Linked DNA regions of Homo sapiens: region 1 is linked to region 2. The links are chromatin contacts, found by Hi-C or POLR2A ChIA-PET in ENCODE. All regions are on one chromosome and are shown on one strand. The core of a region is the stretch at or near the end of the contact, and the rest is flanking DNA. Distances in the headings are between cores, read along the strand shown.

What was found. Hi-C counts contacts between places; a loop is a spot of excess contacts on that map. ChIA-PET counts read pairs that join two places held with the same protein, here RNA polymerase II (POLR2A). Pooled maps may share reads with other maps.
Region 1: a map of mammary epithelial cell shows a loop between it and region 2 (7-fold over the local background). The contact joins two enhancer-like sites. A Hi-C loop is called at or near these places in 12 of 168 maps with a recorded cell type or tissue (CD8-positive, alpha-beta T cell, Caco-2, Calu3 and 9 more) and 5 of 50 pooled maps. POLR2A ChIA-PET finds 5 or more read pairs at or near these places in 5 of 52 experiments (A549, GM12878, PC-9 and 2 more).

What each region holds. Positions count from the first base shown.
Region 1 is chr16:81,579,696-81,585,919 of GRCh38, reverse strand. The region is part of intron 1 of CMIP (c-Maf inducing protein); the gene reads right to left. Among named protein-coding and RNA genes, the nearest start is that of MIR6504, 29 kb to the left of the region's middle. RefSeq lists an enhancer at 2,923-3,740. Within about 2 kb of position 1,864, at least 16 of the 41 ENCODE cell types and tissues checked have a DNase peak (open chromatin) inside an H3K27ac peak, as active enhancers do; they include HCT116, PC-3, Panc1 and 1 more, where a contact is called at or near this core.
Region 2 is chr16:81,405,267-81,411,364 of GRCh38, reverse strand. No RefSeq gene overlaps it. Among named protein-coding and RNA genes, the nearest start is that of MIR4720, 23 kb to the right of the region's middle. Within about 2 kb of position 4,109, at least 7 of the 41 ENCODE cell types and tissues checked have a DNase peak (open chromatin) inside an H3K27ac peak, as active enhancers do; they include HCT116, PC-3, Panc1 and 1 more, where a contact is called at or near this core.

The sequences.
Region 1 (6,224 bases), core at 615-3,114, 180 kb before region 2:
GTGCTGGTGAGACAGGTGCTACGACAGGGGCAGCAACTCTTACAGAGCAGTAAAGAGGAAGACAGCCACTAACTCTGCTCACAGCCGAATCTTGAGAAGTGAGGAGGATTTTGCTGGGCCAGGGACATGGAAGGGCATTTGGGGCTGCAGGGTCAGGACAGGTGGGGTTCTTCTCCAGCCCAATCCTCCAGCAGATGCAAAGGAATTTCTAAGGTCCAGGGAAGTGGACTGGCCAAAAGGTACTGTGCCATGCGGTGTCTGCCGTTAAATTTGTACTGACACACGCTACGACATGGATGAACCTTGAAAATGTGATCCTAAATCAAAGAAGCCTGATACAAAGGGTTTCAGAATGGAATTGATCCACGTATATGAAATGTCCAGAATAGGCAAATCCACAGGACAGAAATCAGACGGCTGTCATGGCCTGGCAGGAGGGGAGCAGGGCTGACTGCTGATGGGCACGGGTTTCCTTTTGAGGTGATGAGAATATTGTGGAACTAGATAGAAGTGGTAGTGATTGCACATTATAAATGTACTAAATGCCACCAAATGGTACATTTATTATTATTATTTTTTGAGACAGAGTCTTACTCTTTTGCCCAGGCTGGAGTACAATGGCACAATCTCGGCTCACTGCAACCTCAACTCCTGAGTTCAAACAATTCTCCTGCCTCAGCCTCCTGAGTAGCTGGGATTACAGGTGCCCACCACCATGCCTGGCTAATTTTTGTATTTCTAGTAGAGACAGGGTTTTGCCATATTGGCCAGGCTGGTCTCAAACACCTGAACTCAAGTGATCTGCCCACCTCAGCCTCCCAAAGTGCTGGGATTACAGGCGTGAGCCACCATGCCTGGCCGAACTGTACATTTACATGTGGTTTTTACATTATGTGAATTTCACCTCAATGAAAAAGAAGTTCCACACGAATGCAATGAATTCTAAGAATTTTCCAAACTTACGGGTGATATTAAAATGGCCATTTCAAAGCCTCTGCTCTCCCTTCACAGGGGTCTGAACAGTTGGGGGAGTTGACTCATGGAGGCATCCAGGCCCAGCAGGCTTCATCCACAGCCACATGAACCCCTTCCTTGCAGAAGCGTTCCTTTACTGGACAGAGGGAGAATGAAGTACTAGGGTCTCAGGGGATTCCTCCAGAGGCCAATTCAAGAACAGAAAGTCATTTCCTGGCATCTCACGATGTGTTGATAATTCGGATGATGGACGGCGCCGGGCTAGTTTGATGTTTATTTCCATGAGCTTCAGTCTTCCTAGTTGGATGAACCAAGGCTCCTGTCATTATGTGGGACTGCAGCTGATCTACACGGGCACACTCTTAACAGACCAATGGTTTCAGCCATTCTCACAGACTACTCTGACCACTCGAGGTAAAAACAGGGTCATTCTGACAAAAAGAAGGATGATTTTACACTTACATACATATATACACACATAAAACACATATACAAACATGGCCTTACACTCAGCTTGAAACAAACAACCTAAAAACTGGATTAAGAGTCTCCTTCCTACGCTTCAGACTCACAGTTTATTCATTCATCAAATATTTACGGAGTGCTTGCTGGAGGACATCGAAGTACTTCCAGCATGTTCTAGGTGTTACGGACACATTGTTCAACAAAACAGAAAGAGCTCCTTGCCTCCAAGGAGTTTTCCTTCTAGTAGGGGGCTTACACTCCAGTGATGGCAATGCAAGCTGAACCCACCACCTGGTGCTGGTGGGCGCTAGGGGCCGTCTTCCCAGGCCTGGCTTGTGGCAACCACGCCTACTGCTCGGCCACACTCCAACTCCACTTCTCCCTTGGATTCGGCGCTCCCAGCCCTTGAATCTAGTGAGTCACCAGGGTCAGAGCCAGCTGCTTCTTGCCCTTCAATTCCTCCACACCTTCCCTTGCCCTCTATCCTACCTCTGCCTCCTCTTATTTTTCTTCTGGAATATTCCAAAGGCTTCCAATCTTTATTTCCTGCTTCCAACGATTCCCTCTCTACCCAAAACACTGTCGCCAGAGTTTTCTTCCCAAAACACAACTCAAATGTGTTGTTCCTCTGCTCAGTGACTTTGAATATCCCTGATTTGCCTACAGAGAAAAATCCAGCCCCCTTGGCCTTGTATTCAGTAGCCTCCATAAGGCTTTCAGATGCTCTCGTCTTTCCCAGAAACCACTTGGGAAAGGGGTATCTAGAAGTGCCTCTGCAACGACAGACAGAGGACTTTAGGTCCAAAGGAGAAACAAAGTACCCCCAATAAGCCTCGGTTGGGGCTGACAGTGAGAGGAAACACAGTGAGACAGTGGGTCTTCTCTTGGGACTCAGTCACTCCCTCCACGTCTGTGACCCGGCCGTGAGAAACTCTATTGACAAGTTTCATTGAGTGCTGGTCCCGCTCTCTGCCCAGGGTCAAGTATTCCCAATGACTTATTTTTAAAAAGCAAATTCGGGCACTAACTGAGAAAGAATTCAGATTTAGCCTAGAACAGTTGCTCAACAAGTGACAAGAATAGATCAGTGGCCGATCCCATTCAGGGTTAAAGAACAGAGCCTCCTTTTCTACCATCAGGCCCACAGCTGTATGAGAGGCCCGGAGCCCCGACCCCGGGGGGAAGTGCCGGTGACAGGGTGGGGACATTCGCACAGACATGAGGCCCAGGACTTGCCCAATGCTGTCGCCGTCAATAGGGAGACAAAGGGGCCAGGCAGGCCAGATGTTGGCAGCAACTCCCTTGCAACCCCAGGAACAATTCCTTCTTTCACTGCCTGATCAGACGGCCAAGGTCAGAGGCAATGCCAGCCAGAGCTTACCCTCTGAGTGCCAAGGCCCTTTAGAGAAATTTAAATAATTTTAGATAGAAACACTCCTTCTTTCCTCGCTTTAAGCAGATGGCAGGGAGTAGCCTTTGCCCTTTCTTGCTGATGCAATTGTCCCTTGGAGCATCTGCTACCCCACACTGCCACCGTCAGGAGCTCCTGAAGCAGTGGAGAGCTGCTGGCCCCCGAATGGTGTCCCCCAACTGCCGTGCACTCTTTATCTTCATTTTCTTTCTGTCATTTTCGTTTTACCCCCGCCGACTTTGTGCTGTTGGGCATTCCGCTCGCCGTTCATGAAAGCGTTCCCTCTTGCTTCATCCTGATTTGCTGCTTTTAGTTTCATGGTCTTGGAAACCCAAGCAATACACTAGTCAGGACTGTGCCCTGCATGGGAGCGAGGCCCTGCTGGGAATGCAACCAAAGAGTTAGAGTGTGGCAGCCACCGTGACTTTGGTACACTTCTCTACCTGGATTCTGGGCTGGGTTCGGAGTGTTTGCTGGAAAGTGGTCTCTGAATAAGCAGGGTGTTCCTCCGTTTACCATCAACAAGGTGCACAGATGACTCAAAGCTCAGAGGTCCTTACAACTGAAAACCCAGCCCACTGGACTCCAGGGAGCAATGAAAAACCACTTGCTACCCTTTAGGGGAGGCCTTTGAGGACCCTTCCCAGTCCCCACACATCCCTTCTCAAGCTCAGTCTGATAAGTGGCTTTCAGAAGCACTGCCTTGGCCCTGTCACGCTCAAGGAGACTGGGGACACCCTGGCAAGTTGGCAAAAAAAATATTCCAAGGAGGGGTTCCTGGAGGCACTGGGCTGAACATTTGGGGAAGAGGCTTGACATGGTTTGGGTCTGTGTCCCCACCCCAGACTCATGTTCAATTATAATCCCCAATGTTGGAGAAGGGGCCTGTGGGAGGTGATTGGATCATGGGGGCAGTTTCTCAGGATTTAATACCATCCCTCTTGGTATTGTTGGCGTGATAGTGAGTTCTCATGAGATCTGGTGGTTTAAAGTGTGTGGCACCTCTCCCCGCCAGCTCTCTTCGTCCTGCTCAAGCCATGTGATGTGCTGGCTCCTCCTTTGCCTTCCACCTGAGGCCTCCCCAGAAGCTGATGCTGCCATGCTTTCTGCACAGCCTGCAGAACCGTGAGCCCATTAAACCTCCTTTCTTAAAATTACCCAGTCTCAGGTATTTCTTTAGAGCAAGGTAAGAACTGATTAATACAAGGCCCCTCTGCAGAGAAGGAAAAGAGCAGGGACTAAAGGGTTCTGGGGATCAGGCTCCCTGGGTCCCAACCCCAGCTCTGCCACCCCAGAGCTGTCTGCGTGAGGAAGTGGTTCCCTTGCCCTGTGCCTCGGTTTTCCCTCTGTAGCAACCTCAGGGTGTTATGGTGAGGAATAAGGATAGCACTATTCCTAAAATGCCAAGCTCGGCTATTCCCCTTCTAGGTGAATACCCCAAAGAACTGAAAACATGGACTCAAACAAATACAGCCAAGCACTGCATAACAACGTTCTGGTCACGATGGACCACATTTATGACTGCGGTTCCATAAGATTATGATTCCATATTTTTACTGTGCCTTTTCTATGTTTAGATATGCTTAGACACACAAATACTTACCACTATGTTACAACTGCCACCAGTATTCAGTAGAGTAACCTGTTGTACAGGTTTGTGGCCTAGGAACAATAAGCCGCACCTCACAGCCCAGGTGTGAGGCAGGCTACACCATCGAGGCTTCTGTGAGCACACTCCAGGATGTTCGCTCAGTGACTAAATCACCTAACTACGCGCTTCCCGGAACGTATCCCCATCGTGAAACAATGCATGACTACACTTGTACAAGAATGCTCACGGCCGCTTATTCACGACAGCCAAAAAGGTGAAAACAACACAAACGTCCATCAACAGATGAATGGATAAGAAAGAAAAATGATACATACAGACAATGGAGTATCATTCTGCCATCAAAAGGAAGGCAGTGCTGACACATGCTGCAACACGGAAGAACCCTGACAACATGACGCTGAGGGAAAGAAGCCAGTGGAAAAAGACCATGTACTGTGTGATTGTACTGCTATGAAAAGTCCAGAAGAGGAAAGCCCAAAAAGACAGAAATTGATGGCTGTCAGGGGGCTGGAAGAGAGGGGAATGGGGAATGACTGCTAATGGGCACGAGATTTCGTGCTGGGGTGGAGAAGAGGTTTCGGAATTAGATAGAAGTGGCAGTTACACAACATCGCGAATTTGCTAAAGGCCGCTGAACTATGCTCTTGTTTGTTTGTTTTTGAGACAGAGTCTCGCTCTGTTGCCCAGGCTGGAGTGCAGTGGCATGATTTCGGCTCACTGCAACCAGGAGCAGTGGCTCACGCCTGTAATCCCAGCAGTTTGGGAGGCGAAGACGGGTGGATCACTTGAGGTCAGGAGTTCGAGACCAGCCTGGCCAACATGGCAAAACCCTGTCTCTACTAAAAATGCAAAAATTAGCTGGGTGTGGTGGCAGGCATCTATATAGTCCCAGCTACTTGGGAGGCTGAGGCACAAGAATTGCTTGAACCCAGGATGCAGAGGTTGCAGTGAGCCGAGATCACGCCACTGCACTCCAGCCTGGGTGACAGAGTGAGACTCCATTTCAAAAATAAAAAAATTAAAAAAAGAAAGAAAAGAGAAAGAAAACAAACCCAAAATAAATTAAGTGGGCAATTTCATATGAGGTGAATTTATCTCAATTAGAAAGACAAAAATACCTTAGCTTAGTGCCCAGCGTGTAGCTCACCATGTCACAAACAGGCTCCAGAGCCGGGAGACATAGGGCACCTCGCTTCTCTGATTCTTGTCTGTCCCCTAAAGGGGTCTGATCACGGCCCTGCCCTCAAGGCCCTACATCACAGCTGCTGTAAAGCTGGAGATTAGGAATGGGAGCTGAGGGAGGGTGTCAAGGCAGCTAAGCAGGTTAGGAAACCCCTGCCTCCATCTTAAGGGGAGAATGAACTCTTGGGAGCCCCAAGACACTGGTTCCATTCTACTGGAAATATCCGTTCTTCAGAAAGACAAGTTGAGCCACAGTTATCCTAGCTTCAAACTTTTTAAACCTGTCATATCATTTTTTTTTTAATTTCTTTTTTTGAGACGGAGTCTCGCACTGTCGCCCAGGCGGGCTGGAGTGCAGTGGTGCGATCTCGGCTCACTGCAAGCTCCGCCTCCCGGGTTCACGCCATTCTCCGGCCTCAGCCTCCCGAGTAACTGGGACTACAGGCGTCCGCCACCACGCCCAGCTAATTTTTTTGTATTTTTCAGTAGAGACGGGGTTTCACCATGTTAGCCAGGATGGTCTCGATCTCCTGACCTCGTGATCCATTTTTTTTTAAGTGGCAGAACTCTTTTTTTACA
Region 2 (6,098 bases), core at 2,860-5,359:
AAGAAAAACCCACAAATTTTTACAAATTAAAAATCAAACATAAAAAATAATGGTGGGACAGCAGATTCGCCTACCAAGAGCTAGGGGAATCTCATGTTAAAAAATGCTTTGATGTGCAATGACCAAAAAGAGGCTTTTGTGTTTAGCACACAAAAAAAAGCTGGTACACAGGAATTCCCAGGAACTTTCCAGCAGCAGTTGGGATTTTGGCAGGGATCACGCACGCCTGCCTGCCGGGGTGGGGGTGGGGATGGAGCCTGCATCCTCCACGCCTGCCACAGGCACCAGCACTGACCCTGAACTTGGTTTGCTTTCAGCCTGTGCCACAATCTGCTGGGTCTGGAAGGAAGAACAGGGATGGACCCGGCAGAGAGGAAGGGGCAGAGGAAAGGCTTTTCTAGGCAAAGCGAACCGCACATGCATAGGCAAAGAAATATGGGGGAAAGGAGGTATAGAATATCCAAGGAGTTACTGGCTGTGGCTGGGAGGGCAGCATAGTGGCAGCTGAAGAATGTGAACATCCTCCTGGCCACCTGCAGAGCCCTAGCCAGCCACTCACCATCTGCATGCTCTCCCCTCTAAAAGGCAGCACTACTGTGGTCTGCCTACAACCTCGAGCAGGTGCTCGGAAGCTCAAAAGAGGTGATGGGAATGTCTTATTAATTGCAACCCACTCCCAAAATATTTTTATTTTTATTTTTTTTGAGACAGTCTCGCTCTGTTGCCCAGGCTGGAGTGCAATGGTGTGATCTTGGCTAATGGCAACTTCTGACTCCTGGGTTCAAGTGATTCTTCTGCCTCAGCCTCCCGAGTAGCTGGGATTACAGGTGCACGCCACCACGCCCGGCTAATTTTTGTATTTTTAGTAGAGACGGGGTTTCACCATGTTGGCCATGCTGGTTTCGAACTCCTGACCTCAAGTGATCCACCTGCCTTGGCCTCCCAAAGTGCTGGAATTACAGGCGTGAGCCACCATGCCCGGCCTCAAAGGATTATTCTTGTTTGTTTGGTTCTTTAAGAGTTGAGATCTCACTCTGTTGCCCAGGCTGGAGTGCGGTGGTTCAAGTGATCCTCCCGGCTTAGTCTCCTGAGTAGCTGGGACTACAGGTGCGTGCCACCACGACTGGCTAATTTTGTTGCTGTTGTTTGTTTGTTTTTGTAAAGACAGGGTCTCACTGTGTTGCTCAGGCTGTTCTTGAACTGCTGGGCTCACACAATCTTCCTGTCTTGGCCTCCCAAAGTGCTGGAATTACAGGTGTGAGCCACTGTGCCTGGCCCAAGAGATTGTTTTTATTGTGATTGTTCTCGGAATCTTGTTGAGGTTTGATAAAGACACCGGATGTCATGGAGCTCATTTGATCCAAAAAACAGTTCTTTTTTTATTCATTCACTCAACAAATATTTACTGAGAGCCTACTATGTGCCAAGCCCTGCTCTATGTGTTGGGTTAGAGCTCACAGAGACACACATCAAATCGAAGAGATGAAATCACAAGTATATTAAGTGTTGCTAAATACTAAGGAGAAAACTTAAATGGAAATGGAGGACAGGAAGTGAGAGGTTGTAATCTGAGATTGGACTGGTTTCTATCATCCCCAAAGGCATCTCGCCTTTGAGGCACAAAAGTGCTCAAAAACACAGTTGTTGGATGAATCTTAAAGTATCAAAATCCCAGAAGACCTTGAAGATCATCTCCTTCCAAACATTCAGTTTACAGGTGGGAAACTGAGGCTCAGAGAGGCTAAAGTGTGGCTTGTAGACATTGAGTGACCCAGGAAGGAGATGCCTGGGCCCCCTGCTTCTCCCAATACCCCCTCTTGTTCCTCGTCTGTGGCAACCAATGCAGGGTGACTCCAGATCTGCTTGGGACTAGAAAGGAGCTGAAGTCAATAGAGCCAGATCCTGTCCTGGGTGAGCTGGACCAGGGCCAGCTCGGTGGTGGCCACTGGACATGGAGTCTCTTCTGGCCTCCAGCCGTGCCAGGTGCCCATAGCCTTGGCAGCAATGGCGAGGTGCAGAAGAGGAGGGTGGCCCACACGCATCTGTGCACGCACCTGCTCTGTTCCCTTCTATGCATCTGTAGTTGCTCGGCTCACACGGAGCTCAGCAAATGTCGGGGGATTGGGCATGTGATCGTGGGCTACAGGCCAGGCCCTAAGCTGGGTGCCCTAGGGAGGCAGTCAGGAGTGAGGAAAGCCTGAGCCCCGCCTGGGAGATGCTGATGTCAAAGGCTGGGAAACAGGTTCAAACATCACAGCTCACAGAGGAGACTGGGATGGGGAGAGCGGTTTTCGATGGTGGGGGAAGAGTTGCACTGAGATAGGCCTTGCAGGACAGGTAAGGTAGAGACAATGGGGGAAGGAGAGGTAAAGTCAGGGAGGCGGCTGTGCTCAGGAATCAGGGAGCAGGTCTGCAGAAGCCCGGGGGCTGTACATCCAAAAGGGCTGGATGATTGAAGACGCCGGTGGTGGTGTTGGGGGAAGGTGTGGGGTTTGAGTCTTTTAAGGAAAGTTGCTGGGGGTGTTGAGCGGGGCAGTCGCAGACTCTCTAGAGAATTTGAAGTGCTACATTGGTATCTGTGTCCCCTCTGTGACCTTGGGCATGTCACCTGACCTCTCTGAGCCTCAGTTTCCCCACCTGAAAAATGGGACTAAGAATAGTCCTACTTTCTGGGATGCCTGTGAGTGAGCCCAGCACGGGAAGTGGAGCCACTGCTAGGATTCATGTATTCGACATTTATTGAGCACCTACTGAATACCAGGCACTGAGGCTGAAGTGGGGGTTGATGGTGAAGGGTCAAGGCTCCTGGCTTCCCAGGGTAGGTGTGAGTACAAAGATGCACAGGGTAACCAGGTTCTCGGGTTCTGGAAGTAGGGTGAATAGGGCCGTGGTGGCAGGAAGGGATGTTTCCCCAGCCTGCAGGAGTCAGGGTGGGTTTTCTGGAAAAATGAATAATGCATGGAGACTTGAAGAAAGAGAAGCCTCCTAGATGAAAAGGAGAGGAAGGGTCCAGGCACCATGGCTCACGCCTGTAATCCCAGCACTCTGGGAGGCCGAGGCGGATGGATCACCTGAGCTCAGGAGTTCAAGACCAGCCTGGGCAACATGGTGAAACCCCGTCTCTACTAAAAATACAAAAAATTGGCTGGGTGTGGTGGCTCATGCCTGTAATCCCAGCACTTTGGGAGGCCGAGATGGATGGATCAGCTGAGGTCAGGAGTTCAAAACCAGCCTGGCCAATGTGGTGAAACCCCGTCTCTACTAAAAATACAAACATTAGCCAGGGGTGGCGGCACACACCTGTAATCCCAGCTACTGGGGAAGCTGAGGCATGAGAATTGCTTGAACCCAGGAGGCAGAGGTTACAGTGAGCTGAGATCGTGCCATGCACTCCAGCCTGAGCAACCAGAGTGAAACTCAAGAAAGAAAGAAAAAGAGAGAGAGAGAAAGAGAGAAGGGGAGAGAGAGAAGGAAGGAAGGAAGGAGGGAGGGAGGGAGGGAGGGAAGGAAGAAAGGAAGGAAGGAAGGTAGGAAAGAAAGAAAGGAAGGAAGGAAGGAAGAAAGAAAGAAAAAAGAATGAAAGAAAGAAAGAAAGAAAGAAAGAAAGAAAGAAAGAAAGAAAGAAAGAAAAGAACATGTGAAGGAAGACCTGGCAGGGTGGGGGCAGGACCTGACCCACTAGCCAGGTTGCTCTCCTGGAAACAGGGTTGTCCCTACTGGGGTTGGAAATTTGTCTCCATAACGTGTGAGTGTGGGAAGCACTGGCATTTGGTGGTGGCAGTGGGCAGGAAAGCTAGACAGACAGTCCCTGATGACAAGAATGGGCCCTCGGCCCCCAGGATGGGCTGCCGTCTCTCAGGACATTCACGTAGGCGAAAACCCTGCTTGAAATTATCTGTGTCTGGAATCTAACTTCACTTTACATAAAAAGGCCGTTTTTTCCTGCTCAGTTTTCATTGTCCCTGCATTTCCCAGGAGCACAACCACAGCGTAAATGGAGGTAAGGTTGTTCTTTGTTTCATTTGGACGTTAACCAAGAGTTGCTCACCATTTTGGAAAATCACGTCACTGAGAGCCTGCCAGCCTGTGATGTTTGAGTCACCCACAGGCACACCTGTGGCCATCTGTGCTGTGGCTGCAGCCTTCCTGGGGATTCCTGAGCAGGAGCAAGTGGCTTACTACTTCTTTATGTCTCTGGGGTAGAGGGGGTTCTAATGTCCCCACATACAATTTTATGTCAAATTAATTTCTTTTTAATCCTCCTTTATATTGTAAATAGGCATGATATTGATGTATCTGAAATCACATGTATAGCTAAATTATATACCAGGGAATTCAACTTCAAGACAGAAAGAAACATTCAAAATATTAGTTTTGACCAGGTACGGTGGCTCACGCCTATAATCCCAGCACTTTGGGAGGCCAAGGTGGGAGGATGGCTTGAGGCCAGGAGTTTGAGACCAGCCTGGGCAACATAGCAAGGACCCATCTCTGTGAAAAATACAAATATTAGCTGCGTATGGTGTCACGTGCCTGTAATCCCAGCTACTTGGGAGGCTGAGGCAGGACAATTACTTGAGCCTCGCAGTCTGAGGTTACAACGAGAGCTGTGATCGTGCCACTGCACTGCAGCCTGGGTGACAGTAACAGAGCAATATTTTCTATATATATTTTGGAAAAATATTATATTTTGGCAGGATGGGGGCCGGACATGACCCATATACATAATATATATATCTATATATATATATATTTTGGCTGGGCGCGGTGGCTCACACCTGTCATCCCAGCACTTTGGAAAGCCGAGGTGGGGGGATCACGAGGTCAGGAGATTGAGACCATCCTGGCTAACACTGTGAAACCCTGTCTCTACTAAAAATACAAAAAAAGACAGGCACGGTGGTGGGCGCCTGTAGTCCCAGCTACTCAGGAGGCTGAGGCAGGAGAATGGCATGAACCCGGGAGGCAGAGCTTGCAGTGAGCCAAGATCACACCACTGCACTCCAGCCTGGGCGACAGAGTGAGACTCCATCTCAAAAAAAAAAAAAAAGAGATATATATATATATACACACACATACACACACACACATATATATACACATATCTATACACACACATATGTATACACACACATATATATGCACATATATACACACACACACATACACATATATATACACACACACAGATATATATATATATCTGTATGTGTGTGTGTTTATGCAAGAAGCATTGGGTCTGAACGCTCGCAAGGCCCTGTATCAGGAGCCCAGGAATATGTTGTGTGAACCAGGGCTGAATGGAGCACTCAGCTTGCCCAGCAGCAGCTGGGGGCATGGCCATAAGCAGTCCAGATTCCAGGGAAATGAATCAGTAACCCGGGGATGAATCAGGAGACGGGAATTGCAAGTCATCCCACCTCCACAAGGTGGAAACTTAGCCAGCACCTTTACCCGGCGCTGACCCACCCGTATTCTCATAAGAATGTCTGACGGTGGAGACGCTGATCCTGAGAGGAACCTCAGGCACGCAGGTTCCAACCCGGAGTCAGGCTGGAAAAGTTGAGGCTCTTCAAAGAGACTACGACTTTGAACCTGGGTCCATGTAAGCTCCAGTCATCCTTCAAGGAATGTGACTAACGTCATCCATTGATGAGGGCAGGAAAATGTCAGATAAAAGACATTTTCTGATAAGTTAACAGGTTACTTTCACAGTATGCACATTCTAAAGCCCTTGTTTTCACAAAGAGAGAGGAATACCTTTTATGTTAATAATAAAAAGTAGTTTCCCTGTTTGATAAATGTGCAAATATTTAAGGCTGTGGAGAAATAGGGACACTTTTATACTGTTGGTGGGAGTGTAAATTATTTCAACCGTTGTGGAAGACAGTGTGGCGATTCCTCAAAGACCTAGAACCAGAAATACCATTTGACCCAGCAATCCGATTGCTGGGTATATACCCAAAGGAATATAAATCATTCTGTTATAAAGATTCATACATGAGTTTGTTCATTGCAGCACTATTCACAATAGCACAGACATGGAATCAATCCAAATGTCCATCAATGACAGACTGGATAAAGTAAATGTGGTACAT